Regions from separate parts of the Mus musculus genome. Here regions 1 and 2 are each linked to region 3. The links are chromatin loops, found by intact Hi-C in ENCODE. Cell type or tissue: heart. All regions are shown on one strand.

The links. Peaks named below come from ENCODE experiments on the same cell type or tissue, not always from the same donor. Only the 100,000 strongest peaks of a DNase experiment are listed, where the experiment ranks them.
Region 1: it touches region 3 in a loop (6-fold over the local background); 33 of 42 quality-filtered maps call a loop at or near these places.
Region 2: it touches region 3 in a loop (4-fold over the local background); 21 of 42 quality-filtered maps call a loop at or near these places.

The regions. Positions count from the first base shown.
Region 1 is chr12:75,782,513-75,790,512 of GRCm38, reverse strand. The region is part of intron 2 of Gm40447; the gene reads left to right. Among named protein-coding and RNA genes, the nearest start is that of Syne2, 32 kb to the left of the region's middle. In heart, a CTCF peak has its summit at 3,689 (motif pointing left); no DNase peak of the experiment used is centred here.
Region 2 is chr12:76,336,736-76,344,735 of GRCm38, reverse strand. No RefSeq gene overlaps it. Among named protein-coding and RNA genes, the nearest start is that of Akap5, 16 kb to the right of the region's middle. In heart, a CTCF peak has its summit at 3,420 (motif pointing right); no DNase peak of the experiment used is centred here.
Region 3 is chr12:76,192,090-76,200,089 of GRCm38, reverse strand. It overlaps Tex21 (testis expressed gene 21), which reads left to right. Exons shown (of 10, transcript NM_019784.5): 10 at 1,139-1,403. The coding sequence ends at 1,297. Among named protein-coding and RNA genes, the nearest start is that of Esr2, 19 kb to the right of the region's middle. In heart, no CTCF peak of the experiment used is centred here; DNase peaks (open chromatin) are centred at 3,239 and 3,869; H3K4me3 peaks cover 1,377 bases; H3K27ac peaks cover 544 bases; H3K27me3 peaks cover 565 bases.

The sequences.
Region 1 (8,000 bases), 410 kb after region 3:
GAAGAGCAGTCAGTGCTCTTAACTGCTGAGCCAATTCTCCAGCCTGGCTTATATACACTCTGAAAAGTCCCCAGAATTCCAAGCGTCACACCATCACAGAACCTCTCTGCAGCTGGCAAAATCCCACCCCTGTTGGAGCACAAGTGGACAATCTGCGGCAGCCTCACATTAAACAAAAACATAGTCACAGAATAGTTCTGTGTTTTTTCAAAGAAACCAAAATCCTGTTTGAAAGCGGTTTGTAAACCAAGCACACGCAGTGGCGCACACCTTTAATCCCGCACTCGGGAGACAGAGGCAGGTGGGTCTCTATGAATTGGTGCTATCCTGTCTCAAAAGGACAAAAATGTAGGCTATTGATGCGGAATCTTAAAAAAAAAACAAAAACAAAACAAACAAACAAACAAACAAAAAACAAGAACAAACCAAGCAAACAAACAAAATTTCAATCTGGGTGGTGGTGGCACACACCTGAGATCTCTGTGAGTTCTTGAGGCCAGCCTGGTCTACAGAAAGGTGTCCAGCCGGGGAAACCCGAGACACTCTGTCTCAGAAACAAACAAACAAACAACAACAAAAATCCCTTTCGATTTTAATGTTGCATTTTAGTCCCTCAGAACTATTTTATATTTTGACATAGTTTATTCAGGATAGTTTAAACATTTCATGGTATTTTCTTTCCCTATATAAGATTCAGTAGGCTTTTTCCCCCCTCAATTTCTAGACAGATGGAGATTTTTTAAAAACATCTTTTTTCTTCAAAGTGTTGATGAGCCCCATGACGCAAGTCAGTGCACACCCACACACCGGGAGCTTCTGTTTCCCTTTCTCTCGTGTGAGGGCCTGTTGTTCGCCTGTCTGCTTGGGTTACCATTGGCAGGCTGATGTCAGCTGGGCAATCCTGTGGGGCACTTGCACCTTACCTGAGAAGCACTGAATCTGCCAGAATCCCACTGTGCTCAAGTCTGTTAGGTTTCAACCTAACTTCAGGAAGAAGGGAAAAAAAATATAACAGCTCAGAATATTCTAGGACTCCTACCCCTACCCCCATTTTGTTAGTATAGCAAAAGGAAATTAAGTTCTTGTCTTTGCAGTTATTTAAATAAAGAATTTTTTATCTAATTATTTTAACATTGAACTTTACTGTACTTGACGTTTTGATCAACTGCATCACAACTCGGGTCAACAAATAAAGGAAAGAAGATGAGGCATTTTCTAACCACCTTCAGCAACAGAAGGCTGGCCCTGGGCTGTAAACCAAACAGGCCGCAGAGTCAAACTGTCAGGTGTGTGTGCATGGTGGTGAGAGGGGTGGGAGACGCCGCACACTGCTTCCTGCCCTTACATACAGCAAGCAGTGTTAGGAATTCCTTTAAGCCTTCAGCAACTCAGGTAAAGCTGGATCCTTGGATTCACCACAGAAAGGAGTTTCAGGAAAAGCCAGTCTGGAACATGGGAAGTTTATTAAAGGTTGGAGAGATGGCTTGGTGGGTAATGAACTCGCTGCATAACATGAAGCCTGAGCCTGGATCCCCTGTAAAGCCAGAGACAGTAGGATATGTTTGTAATCCCGGAGCTCCTACAGTAAGGTGGGAGGCAGGCAGGAGATTCCTGGAAGCTCTTGGGCCAGCTAGCTTGGAATGCCCAGCAATGGACAAGAAACCTTGTCCCAAACAAGGTAAAAGATTAAGACTGACACCTGAGGTTGTCATCTGACCACCACACTTACCTCATAGGATTATGGCACCAGCATACACACATGAACATACACACAGAGAACATGCACACAGAGGGGCGGGAGGAAGAGAGAAGAGATTTAAAGACATTAATAACTTACATTTCTGCTGAAGCCTGAAGTTGCTCAACTCCACAAAGGAACGCCTAAACTCACTTAACTCTGTTTTCTTTAGCCATAGATAGGGCTTAGGTGCATTCTGGACTTATCTTCAAAGGATTGCTAAGGAGTTTAAATGAGATCCCAGGCTAGCTCCTGAGGGCAACCAGACAGGCTAACAAAGTCATAAGGCAAAAAAACTGTAGATGTGGAGACAGGAAAATAGGGTATCCTCACTGCAAACTAAGTCAGTAGCTCTGCTGTGAGCGCCTGGGAGAAGGGTGTCATGCTACCCAGAATCATACCTTCTAACTGGCTTGTTGTTCTTGAACATGCTTTCTTGAAGTGCTTCTACATAAAAGAAATTGTGTTAAAAAAGAAAAAAGAAAAAGAAAGAAAGAAAAAGAAAGGAAAAAAGAAATTGTTTTTACCTGCAACCTTCACAGCAAAGGTTAGTTGGGCTGGTAACCTTGATTCTCAAGTGGGAGGCTTCACCCAGACTCTAGAGTTTGGGGGTCTCCCTACCCTCTTCGTGTCCTTTCTTTCCCTGCCATTTTGCCTCACCTCAAAACGATTCACCAAAAAGGAACTTCTTTATGAGACCGAGTCCTAGAATCAAGTAATTAAAAAGAAGAAGAGGAGGAAGAAGAGGAGAAAATAAAGGCCTAACGTTAAAGTCATCATGCTTTAGTAGACAGACCAGCCGCCTTGCCAGTCACTTAGGTCTATGAGCCTCTATTTTATGGTCTCTGTATTTTAAAAAGAGATTGAAAACCACTAAAAGAATCTGGGCTTATTTATACTTTAGGCAGAACTGGAGAGCTAAGCCCTCATACTCTTAGTCTTTCTGAAAGAAACAAAAGGAACCAGAGGCCCAAGGACTAGATTCAGCTGGGGACGGTGGGCATGATGACTTGGCTGTCTGAATCTCATCCTGGGGGCAGAGTTCATCCCATTCTCAGCTCTGGTATGGGATTCCTAGGACAATTCTAATTCTTTAGGGTCCATTGCTTGTCCCTGTTTCAGCCGTTCTTTAATAGACTTTGGATTTTTCTTTATCATCTGGACACACAAAACTGTGCAACAAAATCTTACCCCGTCCCTTTTGAATACTTGCCTACTGATAAGAACCCCTGATGAGGTTTCTTTCCCTTTTTTGAGACAAGGTCTCACCATGCAGCCTTGGTTAGCTTTGAACTCATAAATCTTTCTACTTCCTCCTGGGGTAATGAAACTGGGGCAAACACCACCATGTCCCATCCCGCTGATGAGTGCTTCCTGTCAGGAGGGAGAGAAAGATGGAGAAAGGGAGGGAGGACAGGAGTCCCTGTCCATGGGCTAAATAATGTTACTTTCTTAATGCCCCTGTCTCTGCCACCTGAGTGCTGAGTGCTCCATTGTGTCTGGGTCTTAGTAGTATTCCCTCCCTCTCCCATCCCTCCTTCCCTCCCTCCTCCCCTATTTCTCCTCCTCCTTCTCATCTTTCAATTTCCTTTTTCCCCTCATCTTTCTCCTCCCCCTTCCTTCTCTTTCCTATTTTTGATTGTTGGTGTTTTTTGTTTGGTTTGGTTTGGTTTGGTTTTTCCCCAAACAGTATCTCACATGGTTCAGCCAGGCCTCAAACTCTAAATCTTTCTACTTCCTCCTGGGGTAATGAAACTGGGGCAAACACCACCATGTCCCATCCCGCTGATGAGTGCTTCCTGTCAGGAGGGAGAGAAAGATGGAGAAAGGGAGGGAGGACAGGAGTCCCTGTCCATGGGCTAAATAATGTTACTTTCTTAATGCAAGTGTAGCATATTCGTTTTTAAAGTGCAACAGTGACATCTAGTGGAGAAGATAGTTGAGTATGCTACCAAACAACATCAAAATTTTCTATTTGTCAATTAGGGAAAAAAATGTGACCCTTAATAAATTTGTTTTTCTTAAATACAAGAGTACTGGCTGGTTTTGTGTCAACTTGACACAGCTGGAGTTATCACAGAGAAAGGAGCTTCAGTTGAGGAAATGCCTCCACGAGATCCAGCTATAAGGCATTTTCTCATCTAGTGATCAAGGGGGGAAAGGCCCCTTGTGGGTGGGACCATCTCTGGGCTGGTAGTCTTGGGTTCTATAAGAGAGCAGGCTGAGCAAGCCAGGGGAAGCAAGCCAGTAAGTAACATCCCTCCATGGCCCCTGCATCAGCTCCTGCTTCCTGCCCTGTGTGAGTTCCAGTCCTGACTTCCTTCAGTGATGAACAGCAATGTAGACGTGTACGCTGGATAAATCTTTTCCTCCCCAACTGCTTCTTGGTCATGATGTTTGTGCAGGAATAGAAACCCTGATTAAGACAAACTGGTATAATAAGTGGCGTATTCCTGTGACAACCTGACCATGTTTTGGGGAGGACTGTGGAAGGACTTTGGAACTTTAAGCTAAAAGATCCATTTGGTTTTAAGAGCTCTGTGGGATGTTGTGTAGGAGCTTGGAAGATAATGTTGAGAACAGTGCAGAAGATCGAGGCCTGACTTGTGAAATTTCAAAGGGAAGATTAAAGACTCTTTTCAGGGCCATTGGTATTTTGATTGTGAAGATTCTGTGGTTCTGGTTAGCTGGGGCTGAAAAATCAGCTGTGATTAACAAAATACTAGAACTACTAAAGTGAAAAGTTTGCATTACTGGGACTATTGATGCTGGTTAGCTGGAGCTAAGAAATTAGCGGTGATTAAGAAGAGACCAGCATCATTGAGGTGAAATCTTCTGGGAAGTGTTTTCTGAGAGCACAGAGGCTGTGTTCCAGAGATGGCCAAGGTTGTACCTTGTGCTGTGGCTGGACTTGGTAATGTGTAAGTGTCACCCAGGTGGTACTGGTTTTGAAGGCCTGAAGGGTGTCATGCAGAGCAGCTGAGGCTCGGCACTGTGAGAGGCCATGGAAGGCCATTGGTGAAGGTGCAGCCTCAATTGCAACTGATGGCCCAGGACTGAAGGGGTCATGTAAAGGAGTTGAGACTTGGCACCATGAAGAGAGCCTATGAGAGGCTATTGTTGAAGCCAAGTTACAGTGGAAGACGCAGTGTTTTGGAGATTCCAGTACCATGAGATGACCACCAAGAACAGCAGCAACAGTGGAGTACAGGCATCTGGACCCTAAAAGACAAGCTGTGTGCTACAAAGGACAGGACTGGAGAAGTGACCCAAGCCCTTGGAGGAGCCCAAAAGATCATGAATTGAATCCCAGACATTGGACAGTTGGAGTTTAATTTTTGCTTTTGATTGTGACTGTGCCCTGATATTTTTCCCTCTTGAAGGAAGAAAGTATTTTAGTGGAGCCCACAGTTAAGAGACTTTGAATTTTAAAAGAGATTGGATATTTTAAGGAGATTGAAAATTTAAGAATATGTAAAGACTGTAGGACTTTTAAAGTTATTTAGATCTTGGGGCTGAATAAGTAACTAAGGGTTGAGGCTAACTAGTGATGTGTTTGTGTGTCAAGTTGACAAGGGGTCAATTGTACTGGCTGGTTTTCTGTCAACTTGACACAGGCTGGAGTTATCACAGAGAAAGCTTCAGTTGAGGAAATGCCTCCATGAGATCCAGCTGTAAGGCATTTTCCCAACTAGTGATCAAGGGTGGAGGACCCATTGTGGGTGGGACCATCTCTGGGCTGGTAGTCTTGGGTTCTATAAGAGAGCAGGCTGAGCAAGCCAGGGGAGGCAAGCCAGTAAAGAACATACCTCCATGGCCTCTGCATCAGCTCCTGCTTCCTGCCCTGTGTGAGTTCCATTCCTGACTTCCTTCAGTGATGAACAACAATGTGGAAATGTAAGCTGAATAAACCCTTTCCTCACCAACTGCTTCTCAGTCATGATGTTTGTGCAGGAGTAGAAACCCTGACTAAGACAACAAGCCAATGCTACAGAAGGAAAAGTATCTAAACTTACACTAGAAATGCTCCCAGCTACTGTATATGCCACAGATCTTGGGCTGTAGGTGGAGTTGTTCAGCCAGCTGCAAGGTGAAACCTGGCACCCACTTAGACAAGTGATAAAACTTGTTCTCTGTGTGGTGCATTTGGGGTGATTTATTATTATTTTTCATTGTGGAGGCAGGTCTTACACCATAGCTATATCTGATCTGGCACTTACTATATAGCCTTGAATTCATGGCACTTGTCCCTCAACCTCCAGAACTCTGGGATTACAGGTGTTTGCCATCAATATTGAGAAAGGGTTTTAATAGCGATCATTCACACAATGGATGGACTGTAATCAGACTTCCGAAACACTCTTAGCATAATACTAAAATAATATCTACTAGAGCACTGGGTTGAGTTCACAATGTGAGGAGATCACAGCAGAGTCCTAGGTAAATAGAAGCCAGAGGGAGAAGAGTCCAGTGCACTAATGTAGATCAAACAAATAAGCAAACCCACTGGAGTGAATGCTAAATGGTTCTTTGTTTTCTTTCAAGCTTAGTCTTGCTCAGAAGTCCATAGAAGAACGGCTGGTTCCAATATCTGAAAAAACCTGAATAGCTAAAGAAGACTCCTGTCCAGAAATGCTGGGGCTGGAACGCTCCCCCCCCCCAGAAGGGGGGGGGCTCATGCACCCTGGGCAAGCACATCACCAAAGGAGCCACACTCCAGCCCTGGTTTGTCATTCTTCAGACAGGGTCTCATGTAGCACCCGCTGTTCTCTTCCTCCTGATCTTCCTCCTGCTGAGTGCTGAGAGTACAGGAAGGCATTTCCTGTTAGAGAGGACGGACACAGAGAGAAACAGAGACAGACAGACAGACAGACAGACAGACAGAGATAGAAAAAGAGAAAAAGAGAAACAGAGACAGAAGATCCCAAGGCTAGAGAGCATTACTTTGGGCTGGAGAGATGGCTCAGCGGTTAAGAGCATTGACTGCTCTTCTAGAGTTCCTAAGTTCAATTCCCAGCAGCCACATGTCAGCTCACAACCATCTGTAATGGGATCTGGTGCCCTCTTCTCTTTTTTTCTAGTGTAACACTGAATAACACCTAGCATAGGTGTCCAGTCTGCAGCCCATTCATTAGCCATATACATCGCAGAATAACTATGAATTTGGCCCGACACATTTGTTAATGACAACACCATATTGCTATGTAGAAAGTTGAATGCCCCAACTGCAAAACATTGGTCACCCCAGATTGTACAGAGGGTGCTTCACTGAAACGTATGTTTTAAGAATTGTCCCTCAAGGCTAGAGAGATAGCTCAGCAGTTAAAAGCTCCTGTTGCTCCCATAAAGGACCCAGGTTGAATTCCAAGCACCTGTGTGGTAGCTCACAGCAATCCATAACTCCAGTTCCAGGAGATCAGAGACATTCTTCTGACTTCTGTGTGCCCCAGGCACACACACAGCACACATACATACATACATGCATACATACATACATACATACAAGTAGGCACAGCATTTGCACCCATAAAAACATAAATACAAATAAATAATTTTAAAAATAATTTTAAATATCCCTTAATAAATATTTTTTCCTACATATAACAGGGTCCCAGACCTTAGCATGCCCCCAGTTATCACTCCGGACTCCATGATGCAAGTGCCATTTAGGCTATAAAACTCGGCATGTAGAAGGTACCACCTACCATAGTTGTGGGAACGTTTCTAAATGTACTAACCTTGCTTTTTGGCTTCTGTAGCCCCAGTTCAGGCTAACTGTTATTGTTGCCGGAAGCACGTCAGCCCAGGACATGGGTTTTTGCTGTTGTTGGTGGTAGTGGGGTTTTTTTGTTTGTTTAATTTTTATTTTTGTTTGTTTGACTGCTTGCTTGCTTGCTTGCTTGCTTGCTTGCTTGCTTGCTTGCTTGCAAGCTGATGCTGAGAAAGGCTCAGCGTGACAATAGGATGCTGAATGTTCAGTGTAGTTGTTGGCCAAGTCATACACTTTCTATTGTCTTAAGCCCATGTCCAAGCAGTTGTCTCCGGTGAATACCCTACAACACTGGTAACTCCATGTGCGCTGCAGACTTGGAGTTCTAGGGTCTGTCCATCGCTTGTGGGTTAAGCTGGCATCCACTGAACTCATGTGGTCCAGGGACAATATCCTGCTCCCGTCTGCCTTTCTCTCCCTACTACATTTCTGGTTAAAATGTGAGTGGGTTGTTGTTGTGTTTTGCATAAGGGAATCTTTTGTTTGGTTGGT
Region 2 (8,000 bases), 140 kb before region 3:
CTGTGCTAAAAATAGTTCATGTGGGAAATTTTTACAATGTAACTTGTGTCTTTTAGTGTACTTAAACTAAATATGTCTGTGGCGTTTCATTAAGAAGTTGTTATGTTCCAAGGAGTGAACTCTGTAAACATTTCTATGCTCAACCATGCTTGTGTAACCGCTCTCTCTTTAATCTGGTATGTCACAGTCCTGAATGTGATGTCTTAAATGCAAGTGTCCCACACTGGCTCTCCTTCTAGATTGGATGAAACCCTGGTGTGTGTGTGTGTGTGTGTGTGTGTGTGTGTGTGTTCCCCCAATTCCTTAGGTTGTCCTTCAGCACAGCTGCCATCGGCTCCTTGCAGTCACTGCAACAGAGAAGGTCAGAGGACAGCCCTCGGCCAGCATTCAGGAAGCTGATACAGTACGATTGAGTTTAAGGCCACGCTTAACTGAGTCTTAAAAAAATAAAACAAGAGTCTGGAAAGATGGCTCAGTGGTTAAGAGCACTGGCTGCTCTTCTACAACCTCAGATTTGTTCTCAGCCCCTCTGTCAGGCAGCTTATAACTACCTGGCACTCTAGTTCCGGGAGGACCTAGTTCTCCTCTGATCTCTGAGGTACCTGCACTTGTGCGTGCCAGACCCATGCACAGATGCCAATGGTTAAAACTAAGCCCCAGCTGGGCGTGGTGGCGCACACCTTTAATCCCAGCACTTGGGAGGCAGAGGCAGGCAGATTTCTGAGTTCGAGGCCAGCCTGGTCTGCAGAGTGAGTTCCAGGACAGCCAGGGCTATACAGAGAAACCCTGTCTCAAAAAACCAAAAAAAAAAAAAAAAAAAAAAAAAAAAACCTAAGCCCCAATCAAACCTAAGAACTTAGATAATAGAAAGGCCTAATGAGGGAATGGCCAGGCTCTCAGGCACGCATAGCAAATGTAGGGTAATACACGGTAGAGTTATACTTCCATGTGGTATGCTACAAATGGCTTCAGGAATATTCTACAGAGTTTTGTATCCCAGTTTGGAAACTGGCTTTCATCTGTTTTATGAAGATATAATATGACTTGATTCGATGTAACAAAATATTAGCTTGCAGACCTGATCTTACTTTATAGCATTTTCTGTCAATGTTACCTTTGTTGAGGTAAGTGGTCTTTGCTAGGTAACTTTAAAAAAAATTTTTTTTAAATATCTGTATTTTTCCTGCACATATGTATTTGCATCATATGGGTTCCTGAGGCCAGTGGAGGCCAGAGAGGTTGGTCTGACCTAGAAATGGAAGTGCAGGTAGCTATGAGCCACTGTGTATAGGCTGGAAACTGAATTTGGGTCCTCTGAAAGAGCATGGGATGCTCTTAACCACCAAGCCATTTCTCCAGCCACTATTGTTTTTTGATTTTTGTTTTTGTTTTTCGAGACAGGGTTTCTCTGTGTAGTCCTGGCTGTTCTGGAACTCACTTTGTAGACCAGGCTGGCCTCAAACTCAGAAATCCACCTGCCTCTGCCTCCCGAGTAAGTGCTAGGATCAAAGGCGTGCACCACCACTGCCCAGCTCTCTCCAGCTGATCTTACATTGGGCGTGATGCAAAAGGTATGAATGGACTTGATTCTTGCCAACCACAGCCTGTGGCAAGAGAGTGCTGTCCTAATCCAGAAAGAAAGCTCTAGTCATTTCTCAGGGGGGTCTTGGTTTGCTTTTACTCTCTGCTTTTTACTCTATTCTTCTGTCCCCAGCAACCTGATCTACAGCAGTGCTTCTTAGGGTATGTTAGGATCTTCAGAGAAAAAGAAGAAAAGGAAGAAATAGGCAAGTAGATAACGTCACACTGTCCTATGGCTGGTGTGGTAGTACACACTTGAAATCCAGACACTTGGGGACAATGACAAGAACAACTCTTTGAGTGTTCGAGAAAAGCCAGGTTTCCTTATCGAGTGCTAAGCCATTTGGGGCTTTATAGTAAAACCCTATCTCCACAAACAAACAAAATGAGCAAATATGACCTTGATTCATACCTTTATAGAGACAGGATTATGAAGAGCTGCACTCTGCAAGCTGAGTGCCTGGAACTAAATGATGTAATTGCGTTCTGAGTCCAAAAAAGACATAACTGGAAGAGCTATTGAACAAATTCCAGTCCAAAAGCTGGCAGACCCAGAAAGATCGTATGCTTGCATTTTTGCCCAAAGTTAGGAAAAGATGGCTCTCTCGGGCAAGGGAAGGCCAGATTTCTGTGCAGGCCTTTGGCTAAATGAAAGCAGTCTATTTTATCCCACACTTGTAATTCTACTGCTACTCTAATTCCCAAATAACCACCGCCAAAGCCAGACGTGATGGCTGACATAGTGAGTTGCAGTGAGCTAGCTGAAGTGGGGAGACCATCCATCAGCTTACACGGAGACCAGCCTGACCAAGGAGACCTTGTCTCAAAAACAAAACCAAACGCCCCTTGACATACACCCAGAGTCGGGGATGGGAATGGAGCTCAGTAGAGTTCTTGCTTGGCACAACAAGGCCTTGAGTTTCATCCTGCAAAATAATGTATACATAAAAGTATATCGCATAGCTCAGTCAACACAAAATTGACAGTAAAAACTACCTTCACCATGTGGATGATCAATAATGTGGAGATATTTGGGGTAATTATGCCTGGGTGGAGCATGATAAAGTTGCTACTGGCATCTAGTGAGTAGAGACCAAGGAGGTTGGTAAGCGCGTCATAATAAAAGTATCTCCATTCCTACCCTACTCTGGACTGCTCGAGGTGTCAGTGGAGTTGAGGTTGACTAGCTCTTGTCTAAAAAACTAAGTCTTGTGATAGTGCATAAGGACATAGAAGTTCGGGATTCCTATCTAGTCCATTTGGATCTAGTGGAATGTATGATGTCTTTGTCCAAAGTCAGTTCTATTTATATTATCCTTTTAGAAATCTTAAATTGGATTATTTAAAGTCAGAGCTGCAGAAATGGCTTAGTAGGTAGCATGTCACTTATACAAGCATCAGGGCCCATATAAAGCCCGTGCCTGCCGTTGGACACGCCTAGAACCACATTGTGTGGTGAAAATGGGATGGACAGCAAGGTATAAAGATGGAGAACTGTGGGGGAAAGACCCACGCGCAGCCCCGTGTGCACATGCACCCACTCACACTAACAAGTACAGAGACAACACTCTACAAACACAAGTAAACTAAAATCAGATATAGTCATCAACAGACTGCTCAAACTTTAACATCCTTGAAAAACAAAAACCCAGCCATCTTGTTCTGTAGCTCAATCCTTTCACCTCAGCCCCCCAAGTTGTGGATGATAGATATATACTGCCATTTTCAGGTCAAGACAACTAAGCCTATTAGTAATGTTGAATCAATTGTATTTCTAAAGTCTGGCAAAAGAAAAAGATGATTGTAGTTTATAATTTGTGTGGATTTTAATTTGGCCAAAAGATGGCGCCAGCGTACCGTAGAAATGTATGTTCTGCTGTGTTAGGACCTGACTCTCCAGCTCCTTTTGTATTTTAGTAGCTTCGTTAGGACCTTCTCTTCCCTTGCAGTCTGTTCAGTGTTAGGTAATAGTGTCTTGACATCCCCTCTGTGCATCTGACTTATAAGAAGAGCATCAGCAGAGAACAGCACACTTGATAGTTGTACTATTGAACAAGTTTGAGGATTTTTCAAAGTCATTAACTCCAATAACATTGACCCTCCTTTTCATATATCAAACTCAATTAATGTTTTCTCTGGCCAAGAGCTAAATGGAGACATTCAAGAAAATCATAACTTGCTTAGACCCCCCCCTCCATCTTTTTATTGGCATATATTCATTGCACTCAGTGTTGGGTATTATAAAGTCAATTTCAAGTCAGTTGTGTGCTTTAGCCATAGCCAAGCCCTCCTACTTCCTTCCTTGGTCCCTTCTCTCACCCACTTGTCTCCTGAAGTCTCCCTTTTAATTTCTTCTTGTTTTAGCTTTTGGTTTTATTTGTTTATTTTTGAGACAAGCTCTCTCTGTTATGTTGCTCTGGCTATTCTGGACTTATGTAGACCAGGCTGGCTTCAAACTCACAAAGATCTCCATTCCCCCGCCTCCCACATGCTGACATTAAAGGTGTGTGCCACCACGCCCAGTTCTCCTTTCTTTTGTCATGTATGTGTATATGCATGAGACAGGAAGTGAACAAAAGCATGTATTTTCTTTCTGCATCCATCTTGTTTTTCTTAGTATAATCTCCAGCTACATCCATTTTTATAGCAAATGACTCATTCTTCTGGCTGAATGAAACTTTGTTGTGTATGTATACATTTTTTATTGATGGAAACCTAGGTTATTATGAATTCTGCTGTAGTAAACATGGATGTGGAAGTATCTCTGTGGCATGATGTAGAATTGTTCAGGTATATTTCCATATAGTGGTACTGCTAGCAAACAATACCAGGAATTGATAGGTGGGAATGCATGGGACTTAAAAGCTCCTAAACAGCCCAGGCATAGAGTCTCATCCCTTTATCCCAGCATTTGGGAAGCAGAGGCAGGAGGGTTTATGACTTTGAGGCCAGACTGGTCTAGGGAGTGAATTCCAGGACAGCCAGGGCTACATAGAGAGACCCAGTCTCAAAAGCAGAAGGGGGGAGGGAGCTGCTCCTTTGGTAAAGAAAAAGAGTAAATGGCAGTCCATGGAAGGAAGAAACCATTGCCAGCTGTGCATCTGACAGAATTACTGTCAATATGTAAATAAGTAAAAAAGCTAAACACACACACACACACACAAGCAATCCTGTCACTAAACGGACCAATGGAAAAACAGCTAGTTCTCAGAAGATAAAGTACAAATGGCTCAGCATCCTTAGCCACCACTGGAGACGCTGAATAAAGGCACACTGAGATTCCTCTTCCCAGCTGTCAGAATGGCTACATCAAGAAAACAAGCCGAGGCACAGGAAGCCTCTTGAACCAGTGGGTGCATAGACTGATAGCATCATTGGAAATCAGCGTGGAGCGTCCTCAAGCTAGAACAGGCTGCCTCACGTGCATCTCCCCTTTCCTTCCCTTTGTCACCTGTTTGCCTTTCAAAACCACAGTCCCACGAACTACAAGGAGGCTCTTAGATGACCTCCTTCCCCACTTCTACCTGGGTCCCTCTTTAAACAGACTTCTCACCTCTCATAGTCCGCCTTTTTCAGTGCCTGGACTTGTCGGTTCTCACTGTCATTGCGAGTATTCTCCTAGGACTTTTCCTGAGTGTTTAAGTTTCTGTACAGCCGAGCCCTCTTTGAGAAATGACCCCATTTTCTCTCAGATAAATTGTCTCCTAGCTTACACAAACCTTTTCCAGCTGAAACAGTTTGGTAATTCTGTATCAAAATAACAGAAACAAAGTATCCCTCAAGCTCTCCGTCCCATGGTGCCCCCTCTTGCTGGAAACCTGATGGAGGATTCCTGTATACGCTTAGTCCCTTGGAGGGCTAAGCAGCCAGGTAGGCCTCACATCTGTGGCTGCCTGCTATTTGACTTTCAGGAAGGTCCAGAGAAGAAGATCTTCGTGGGCCTCATAAGCCTTTGAAGAAGGGAAACTTGCGAATTCAACTCTACCACATTTTTCTATGCTAAAAGCTGTATAGAGTCCAAATTCCATGTAGATTAAAGTTATGAATGTAAAGGAAATTTTCCTTAATGCACACCAAAGCCTTGGAAGGCGGGGGAAAACTTAAAATTCTTATTACTGGGCCAATTTTGCCCTCCAGCACCCTCCGCCCCCACAAGTCTGTAGTCTCCAGTGCTCTTAGGGAGTGCTTCCGGATTCATTTGTTTGTTTGCTTGTTTGTTTCTCTTGATCTCCCAGTTCTTGGGTCTCCATGCCTTGGGAGTACAAGGATAACAGGTAGACATCGCCATACCCAGATTAAATTTACATGTGTGTGTGTACACACACACACACAGACACCCACACAGACATACCCTCCCTTATGCAGTACTGGGCACTAAACCCAGGGTTTTGCACCCCCCTTCCCCCCTTCCCCCAACCCGGGCTCCTCATTTCAATCAGGGTTTTAAATGAGGAGGAAAAGCATAAAAGGGGAAAATCCAGTCCTCCACACCTGTGTGGATGCCTCCTGCTCTGAGGGCGACACAGCCACCACAGTGGCCGGAGAGGACACTCAATTCTCCCTGGTGAACAGAGCTCACGATGAATGCTTTGAGGTTAGTGTATAACTGCACAGCGTGGCCTGCCAGCCTCGGTTTCTCCTGGGCTTTTGTTCTTGTTTATTAATTTATTAGTGGATGCAGGGTGTGTCGAGTACCTGGCTCTCCCAATTTAAACACTAAGATTGGGCTATTACACATAGAAATCCCATCTGAAAATAAGCAAACCAAACAAAAAAGTTATTTCGGATTTCTGCACAAATTGCAAGTTTTGCTAACACAGGAAATTATATTAAACTAAAAATACTCAGGTAGCTTTTGCACTGGTTCTTTTTTTTTTTTTTTTTTTTTTTTTTTTTTTTGGTTTTTTCGAGAGACAGGGTTTCTCTGTATAGCCCTGGCTGTCCTAGAACTCACCCTGTAGACCAGGCTGGCCTCGAATTCAGAAATCTGCCTGCTTCTGCCTCCCGAGTGCTGGGATTAAAGACATGCGCCACCACGCCCGGCGCGCTGGTTATTTCGTTTTGTTTTGTTTGTTTTAAAGGGTCTCTCTGTGTAGCCCTGGCTGCCCTGGAACTGTCGTGTAGACCAGGGTGGCCTTAAACTCATAGACCCCACCATCACCACCACCTCTGGCTGGGATTAACTGTGATTGTGAGTAGGACCTAGATAACCCAGGGGACAAGCCTCTAGGCACTGAGTCTGAGAGGTTACCTGGGTCGGGTTACCTGAGTGGAAAAACACTTTAACTCTGGGCAGAACCAGTCGGTCAGCTGGAGTGCTGTACTGAATAGATAGAAGAAATTCAGTTTAGCACTCACTTTCATCCTTCCTGTTTCCTGACTGTGGAGGCAGTGAGCGCCGCTACCTGAAGAAGCCCATGACTCGCTTCCCCACAGTGATGGACTGCACCCTCAAACCATGAGCCAAAAGAAACCCCCCACCATAAACTAACAGTATATAAAGCTAACATTTAAAGTGTAGGGCTGGGGTTAGAGGTCAGTTTTCAGAGTACTTGCTTAGCATGTGCAAAGCCATGGTTGGATCCTAGCACCACATACATGGTGTGGAGGCACACACCTATAATGCCTATAATCTCAACACTTGTGATGTGCAGGCAAGAATGTCAGACGTTCGGCTGGACAGACAGATGGCTCGGTTGTTTTGTTTTGTTTTGTTTTTATTTGTTTTTATTTTTGTTTTTTTTTTTTTTTTTTTGTTTTTTTTTTTTTTTTTTTTTTGGTTTTTTGAGACAAGGTTTCTCTGTGTAGCCCTGGCTGTCCTGGAACTCACTCTATAGACCAGGGTGGCCTTGAACTCAGAAATCCGCCTGCCTCTGCCTCCGGTTGTTAAGAGCACTTGTTGCCGTTGCAGAGCCTGGGTTAGGTTGTCAGCATTCACATAGAAGCTTGCAATCCTCTGTAAGTCCAGTTCCAGGAACCTGACACCCTCTTCTGGTCTCCACAGTCACCAGGCATGCAAGTGATGAACACATACATGCAGGCAGAACACTCACATAAAATTATAATTAAATAAAAACGGTAGATTTTTTTAAATGCTTTGTGAATTATGTCTGACATTATTCATAGACAAACATAATTTTTTTAAAGAAAAAGTTAAATGAGTCTAATTATTTAATCCTTTAGGAAAAATAATAGGCAAAATATCAAGGAATTAGAGAAAGCCCAGAAAATTAAAGAGGATTCTAAGAAACTATCCTCTGAAATCAAGGCTCACCGCTAGCTGCATGCCACATCTGGTGGAGAGCTCACACGGGGTTGGCTAGCTCCACCTGAACCAAGTGGTGGCCATTGGTCCCAGCATTCTGTCTGTGCAGTGCTCCGTTTCAGCACTTGAGTGTGCAAGGGCAATCCTGGCTAGA
Region 3 (8,000 bases):
CCCCACAGGTCAGTGTGCTGATCCTGCGGGGCTCAGACTTGTTCTTGGCATTGTGACTGTGTTCTACACCAGTGGAAATCGAGTTTATGGCCCTCTGGTGCTGCCTCTGCTGGCTTGGGATATCCATATCCCCCCTCACGGGCATGGTGAAAGCTGTAGTTTTCTGTTAGCTTTGCGGCTGTTTTCTTATTTGCTGTCCTTGTTGATCTCTTTGGCCTTGAATGGATTGAGAAATATGCATTGAGGAAGGCCATTATCATTAAACAAATTAGTAGCTCAAAAGGCAGTTTGTTAACCCAGTAGCACATGCTGACAGTCCCCAGTTTGGGAGACTGAGGCTCATGAGTCCCTCCAGCCCAGGAATTATAAGGCTAAGCTGAGTAACAGAACACAAAAAGTATGGCTACAAAAACATGCTGCCAAGATGGCTCAGTGGGTAAAGATGCTTGCTTGCTATTAACCCTGCCAGCCTGTGTTCAATCCTGGGAAGACACATGGTAGAAGGAGAGAACTGACTTCTGAAAGATGCCCTCTGGGGGCTGGAGAGATGGCTCTGTGGTTAAGAGCACTGACTGGTCTTGCAGAGGTCCTGAGTTCAATTCCCAGCAACCACATGGTGGCTCACAACCATCTGTAATGGAATCTGATGCCCTCTTCTGGTGTGTCTGAAGACAGCTACATTGTACTCAAATACAATACAATACAATAAATAAATAAATAAATAAATATGATGGCCTCTGACCTCCACATGCATGTATGTATGTACAAATAAATGTAAAAGAAAGTAATTACATTATGAGCAAAATATAATAAGTAGTAATAAAATTGGGAAAAATGAGAAAAAGAGATAAAAATGCACAGGAAATTTTAAAGAATTCTTGTAAATAGAAAGGATTTTTCTACCTTGAAAATACCACATGGCGTGAAGCCAGGTTGTAATTGCAGTGCTTGGGAGACTGGGAGGAAGAAGGTGGGTTCAAGGCTAGCTTAGCTGCACAGCAGGACCCTTTACTACCTTAGACATATTGCATTAAGGAAATTTTCATAAAGCTAAATTGCAGAGTATACCAATTGCATCGTACAAGATGAGTGGGCGGCTCAGCAGTCGCATACTGATCTGTGTGGTGGTTCTTTTCAGCTTGCTGACTTCCGGGAAGCCATCATGAAGATGCTGGGATTTAACATGAAAACAGCAGACAAGGATGTCATTAATCGGCTGAAGCTTGTCGTCCAAATTTATGAAATTTCTAAAAGATCAAAGATGGCTTCTCACTGTGAGCCTGGTCAGGCCAAGTGAGCAAGATCTACCTCTATATGCGGTTAAGAAGTTATACACAGCTGTTTCCTACAGCACCCAGAAAATAGCTACATTGTGAATAAAATTGCAACATTTCAACTAAAAAATCTCTTCTCTCCTGTGCTTGGAGTTTACTCCACTTTGGGATGATCTTTCTATTATTTCTGGCTTAGTCTGTATTGTCACTTGAGATATATGACACTTATCTAATTGCTTTTACTGACTGCATTCAAGCAGGATATGCACCATAAACATATAATTAGCTGTACTATTTATAATTGTAGTCGATAGCCCGTGTCTTGAATGAGTGGTTTATTGGATAAACGACCCTCTTTGGTGCCTGGGCCCGGCCTGGCCTTTGGAGTTTGGAGCTGAGGTGGAAGAGTTGATAGAAGCCCAAAGACTGACGGCCTCCAGCCTTGTCATTCTCCCTGACTGCTGGGGGCTGGAAGCTGACGGCTTCTGGAAACTTAACACTCTCGTACTTATTCTGTGGCTGAAAACTGCTGGCTTCTTTTCTCTTCAACTCTCTGTGCTTAAAGAAGCACTGGGGAAACTTAACACTTTGTGCTTAAATAAACTCTGGGGGAATCTTAACTCTTTGTTATTATTCTGTGCCTTCCACAAGCACTAAAAAAACAAAAACAAAAACAAAAACAAAAAAACAAACAAACCAAAAAACCAAAAAACAAAACCAAAAAAAAAACCCCAAAACAAACAAACAAACAAACTTGACTCTTAATGCTTAAATAAACACCGGGAAATTACAAAAAGGATTTCTTGCTGCTGCTCCTTTCTCGGGCAAGTCAGCTAGAAGCCTCTGAGAGGCTCAGAGCTCGTTAACACTTTTTGAACCAGAAAGAAAAGAAAAGAAAAAAGAAAAAAGGAAAGGAAAGGAAAGGAAAGGAAAGGAAAGGAAAGGAAAGGAAAGGAAAGAAAAGAGAAAAGGGAAAGAAGTCACTCACACAGAGAACACACACACACACACACACACACACACACACACACTTTGGGTGAAGTGGAAAACAGCTACACCACCTTTCTTTATTGCTATCAGCCTTTTTATAGCGTTTTAGACAAAAAGTTCTCTATGTAAGAAAGAATTACTTTATAGATAAAATGTTCCATAAAAAGGGAGTTTCAGAAAGGTATGAAGAACAAGTTCAAAGCAGTGTTTCCTTCTCTAAGCTCATTCTAAGTTCCAACAACAGGTTTTACATGGGCTTGCCTTATCGTGTGCACACCTGTGGCTTCATCCTTGGAACTGAAGGTTTCCTTGAACACAAAGTTGTCCCAAGCCTATATCTTTCTTTAGTGTAATTATGAAAGCTCACTGCATATCGTCTTATGCAGCATTTACTGACTAACCTGAGAGAAAAGTCCATTGCCCCGACCCCCACCCCCGAATAAATGGCTGGGGCATCCATCTAAGGCTGCAGCAGTGTGTGGATTGTTGACTCTGTATGAGGCGACTACAGAGAGCTCCAGAGAGGCTCCGTCCTCAAGCCCCAGGCAGACAGCTACAGCCAGGGGCAGCACCCCAGCCCAGAGCTGGGACTTGGGCAGCGCCAGGGTCGGATTCACTCAGCCTAGAGATGGACAGGGGACCCTGGAGTGCAACTGCCTGTACGGTAGTTTTTTTGTTTTTTGTTTTTGTTTTGTTTTGTTTTGTTTTGTTTTGTTTTGTTTTGTTTTGTTTTGTTTTGCAGAGACAGTGAGCTGATGTGGGTATCTATGCCCAAAGGAGCCTTTCTGTGTTCGCTTCCCCACATCCTCCTTGTCTACACAGGACACAGGACAGCCAGACCAGGTCTCCTGACTGCTTGCGCTGCAGGCTGCCTGAGATCAGTACACATGCTGCCAGCTACAACCCAAACAAAAGACAGAAAGCTGGCTCCAAAGCACAGAAGCCTTAGGTCTTTCCACAGTCAGCCCTTCCTCGCGAATAAAAGAATCACAGAGGACTGCAGTGTCCCGAATCAAACAGCAGAGGGAGACAGAGGTACAAAAAGCTCTGGATCATTGCTGAACGAACAGCTTGCTTCAAGGCTGGAGCTGCTTAGAATCTTAACATTATCTCAAGATAATAAATGTGACTTGGATCTCTGAGTTCTAATGATGGGGTTGTGGGCAGCTTCAATTACTCTGACAAAACACTTTCTGTAATTACAGGATCTTGTGGTACCAGAAGCACCTGAGCTAGAAGGCACAGCCCTGAGACATTGTATTCTGCTTCTGTTCTTTGGCGGTCATCGTAGGAGTCGTTAGGTTTTACAGCCAGGGGTTTCCCAAAATTCTCCTCCTTCACTGTCCGCTGGCCTTCAACTCTAAGTGTTCCCTTCCACATGGAGGGACCCTACCCAATGTCCTTGCCTGCGGGTCAGAAAACTCAAATGGCCATCTAGGCTAAGGCCACCTTCCTGCTCAGAATTTGCTTTCGGGTTGCTACAAAACTTGAGGTCCTGAAGATCCCAACAGTGCGGCAAAGCCAGTTTTACCCGACTTGAGCCTGCGCAGGCGGACTGCTCTTGTGTCCATCGAAGACCTGGCAACAAAACGTGCCTGGATTCCAGCCAATCAGGGTGTGGGGGTGGTGTCAGGGCGCTGCCCGGGCGGGGTGTTGGGCGGGGCAGAGTTGCGTGCCTGTTGGTCTCTGTCGCAGCAGGCAGGTGATTTCCCTGTCTTGGCTCCTGGCGGCTTCGCATTTTCTCTCAGATCAGCCAGACTGGGGTCTGACTCTAAATGCTGGGAAGTTTTCCAGAACCTTGCAGTGCTGGCTACAACTCTGCATGTGCTCCGTGTGCAAGGTTCCCCTAAGCTGTACGTGTACTCAGCTCTGCAAGCTGGCTTTAAACTCACAGAGATTGTTTTCCTTCCAAGGGCTGGCATTACAGGCTGTGCCACCATGCGCAGCTTATTACTTTTAAAAAATTCTTATTTTTATTTTACGTGTATATGTGAGTGTCTATATATTTGTGAGTGTTCCGTGTTGTGTGCCTGGTGCCTGTGGAGGCCAGAAAGTGTTGAGTCCCCTGGACCTGGACTTACAAGCAGCTGGGAACTGCTATGTGGGTGCTGGGAACTGAACCCTTGTCTTCTGCAGGAGCAGCCAGTGCTCACAACCTCTGAGCCATCTAGTATGTAGCCTAGGATGGCCTGGGAATTGGCTATGTAGACCAACTGGCCTCTAACTCACAGAGATCCGTGTACCTCTACCTCACCAGCTGTGCGTGTGTTTATCTTAAGTCATTTATTTACTCTATGTGTATATGTGGGTGCCTGCGTGTATGCATTTGCATGAGGTGCATGCAATGCCAAAGGAAATCAGAAGAGAGTATTGGATCCCTTGGGACTGGAGTGATAGGTAACGTTGTGAGCTACTGTGTGGGTGCTAGGGACCAAACGTGGGCTCTCTGAAAGAGCAGTGCATTCTCTTAATGGCAGACACCATGCAGGAAGAGCTCCAGTGGGCAAGTGAGCTTCCTGGAGATGACCCACCATTTGGCATGGCTGGGATGGGTGTACCTTGTCCCATGACTGCTTCTTGCTCCTGCTGTGCCTTCTCCTGTTTGTCCTTGCTGTACTCCCCCAGGGACGAGGCCATAAGTCTCAGTGCACACCATGGTAAGTAAAGTAAGGAGTGGGTAATTCTAATATGAGTGTAACAACATAAAATGGATAATTAGCTAGAGTTAAAAAATAAGACATAAGATAGATGGCCTGTTTATTGGTAAAAACTTTGTTAATTTAATGACTTTTAGAACTATTGCTTTGAACTTACAATGAATTTGTAAAGTAGAAGATAGCTAAAACTATTGCTTTTAATGAGTTTATGGAATAAAAAAAAATAGATAAAAGTACTGCCCTGGACTTACAATGAACTCGTAGAATAAAAGATTAAAAAATGTTTAGTTAGCAGTTTTAATGGAAAAACATGTAATCAGTTTAATTCCCAGCAACCACATGGTGGCTCACAACCATCTGTAATGGGATCCAATGCCCTCTTCTGGTGTGTGTCTGAAGACAGCTACAGGGTGCTCACATAAAATAAATAAGTCTTATGTAACCAAGAATCGTGCTGTAACTTCCTCTTATGTAACAATTTTGTTTCTGAATGAGGTAATTCTTCGTGGAGAACTTTGTCTTAGAGAATATAAAAGGACTAAAGGGGAAAAAAAAAAACTTTAGAGCTTGCTTGTTAGAGCTTTGCTCTATCCAACTGTATGTATGTATGTATGTATGTATGTATGTATGTATGTATGTATGTTTGTAAAATGGTTAGAGCTTTGCTCTACCCACCCAATGTGTGAGTATGTGTCTGTCAGTCTGTCTGTCTGCTATGTGTGGAGTTGTTGAAGCTTGCTTGTTGAAGCCTCTTTTGCTTCATCCACTAACTTTGTGTGTATAAGTGTGTGAATTCTTTCTTCCTTTCTTTTTTTTTCTTGCCATCCCCCAAAGAGTTAAAAGTGTTCAGAGTTTCTGAGAATCCTGGCCTCAGATAATTAAGTTTTGCTCCCATTAGCATTACTAGTGCTGACCCCATAGATTCCTTGCTACTATCAGCAGGGGTGTGTGTGTGTGTGTGTGTGTGTGTGTGTGTGTGTGTGTTAGGGGCAGGGTCACACCCATTGTCATCAGCATATCGCTGACTCCACACTCAGCTCCTGTAGTGTCTGAGCTGGCCTTCAGCATTTTAACTTGCTGTACCATCTCTTCAGCCTCTGCTTTTACTCTTAATTCTGTGTCTATGGGATGGAATGTGCATGTGCATGCATGTGCATGCAGTGTCCTTGAAGAGGCCAGAAGGTGCTTGATCCTCAGGTACCCTGAAGTTGGAGTTACAGGCAATTTTCCAGCTGCCTGATATGGGTGGTGTGAATCCAACTTAGGTCCTCTGCAAAAACAGTCTCTGTTCTTAACCTCTAAGTCACCTCTCCATACCTTGTATTTTTATTATTTGAGACAGGGTCTTGTGTTGCCAAAGATGGCCTTGAATTTATGTAGCCCAAGGCTAGACTTGCATGTGGCTTTTTTTTTTTTTTTTTTTTTGGACAGGGTCTTATAGTCATAACTTGCAGAGATCTGCCTATCTCTGACTCCTAAACCCTGGGATTAAAGGCATGTGCCACCATGCCCAGCTCATACCTGGTAGCCTTGAACGGATCTTCCTGCCTCCACATTTCAAGTTCTGGGATTGTAGTTGTCTGTGAGACATAACCTGAAGATTTTGGATGCTTATTTGTATGAGTCTCACTTATGTGACCCAAGCTGGATTGGAACTCACTATGCAGCCCAGTTTGGCCTCGGACTTGCAGCAATTCTTCTGTTTCTAAAATTCCAGGATTACAGGCTGGTGCCACCATGCTTAGGTTGAAATGCAGCCTAAAGGGACTGTCCTGGTTGGATCTAAAGGAAGTATTCTAACTGCGACCGGACTGACTCTCTAGTTTCTTTTCCTGGAGCCACCTCCTCTCTCTCTTTGCTACGTGTCACAATGCTTTGTGGTCCTGTGTGCTGCGCTGGTCACACAAGCTAATTGAGCTGTCCCATTCTCTTTGTCTGCGACATTGAAGTGTTCCAGGAGAGCTGCTGGGAAAATGGTCCTTGCCTGCAAAGACACACGAAAGTGGTCATGGTTTCCTGTTGAGCTTGTGAGGGTCACATTCACAGCCATCACGGATGAGCTGCTATGACGGCAGATTGGGATACAGCAAAGGCGGAAGATGGACGGCAGATTTTATGCTGACTGTGAGATCCAGATTAGTCAAATTCAGAGGGTCCTCACAGAGACAGCTCTGTTGCATGTGGCCTTTATTTCACTTTCCATTTTCTCTGCCATGACTTCCTGACCTACAACTAAAAAAAAAAATGTCACCTCTCAGCTGGCAGTGGGTTAATTTGCTCTACCTGCACCAAAATAGTGGGCAGGCCTCTTCTCTTCTCTCTCTGCACTTGCGCGTGCCTGTTTCTTTCTCTCTCCCTCCCCTACTCCCCCTTTTCTACCTGGCGACTTGGGGCCAGTGAACTCACCCACTGAGAGCAGCTTCCCAATAAGCCTGTCCTTTTTTTTTTTTTTTTTTTAAGGGCCCATGACACTTTCTTTTTTTTTTTTTTTTAAATTAGGTATTTTCCTCATTTACATTTCCAATGCTATCCCAAAAGTCCCCCATACCCTCCCCCCAACTCCCCTACCCACCCATTCCCACTTTTTGGCCCTGGCATTCCCCTGTACTGGGGCATATAAAGTTTGCATGACCAATGGGCCTTTTTTTTCCAGTGATGGCCGACTAGGCCATCTTTTGATACATATGCAGCTAGAGTCAAGAGCTCCGGGGTACTGGTTAGTTCATATTGTTGTTCCACCTATAGGGTTGCAGTTCCCTTTAGCTCCTTGGGTACTTTCTCTAGCTCCTCCATTGGGGGCCGTGTGACCCATCCAATAGCTGACTGTGAGCATCCACTTCTGTGTTTGCTAGGCCCTGGCATAGTCTCACAAGAGACAGCTATATCAGGGTCCTTTCAGCAAAATCTTGCTAGTGTATGCAATGGTGTCAGGGTTTGGAGGCTGATTATGGGATGGATCCCTGGATATGGCAATCACTAGATGGTCCATCCTTTCGTCACAGCTCCAAACTTTGTCTCTGTAACTCCTTCCGTGGGTGTTTTGTTCCCAATTCTAAGAAGGGGCAAAGTGTCCACACGT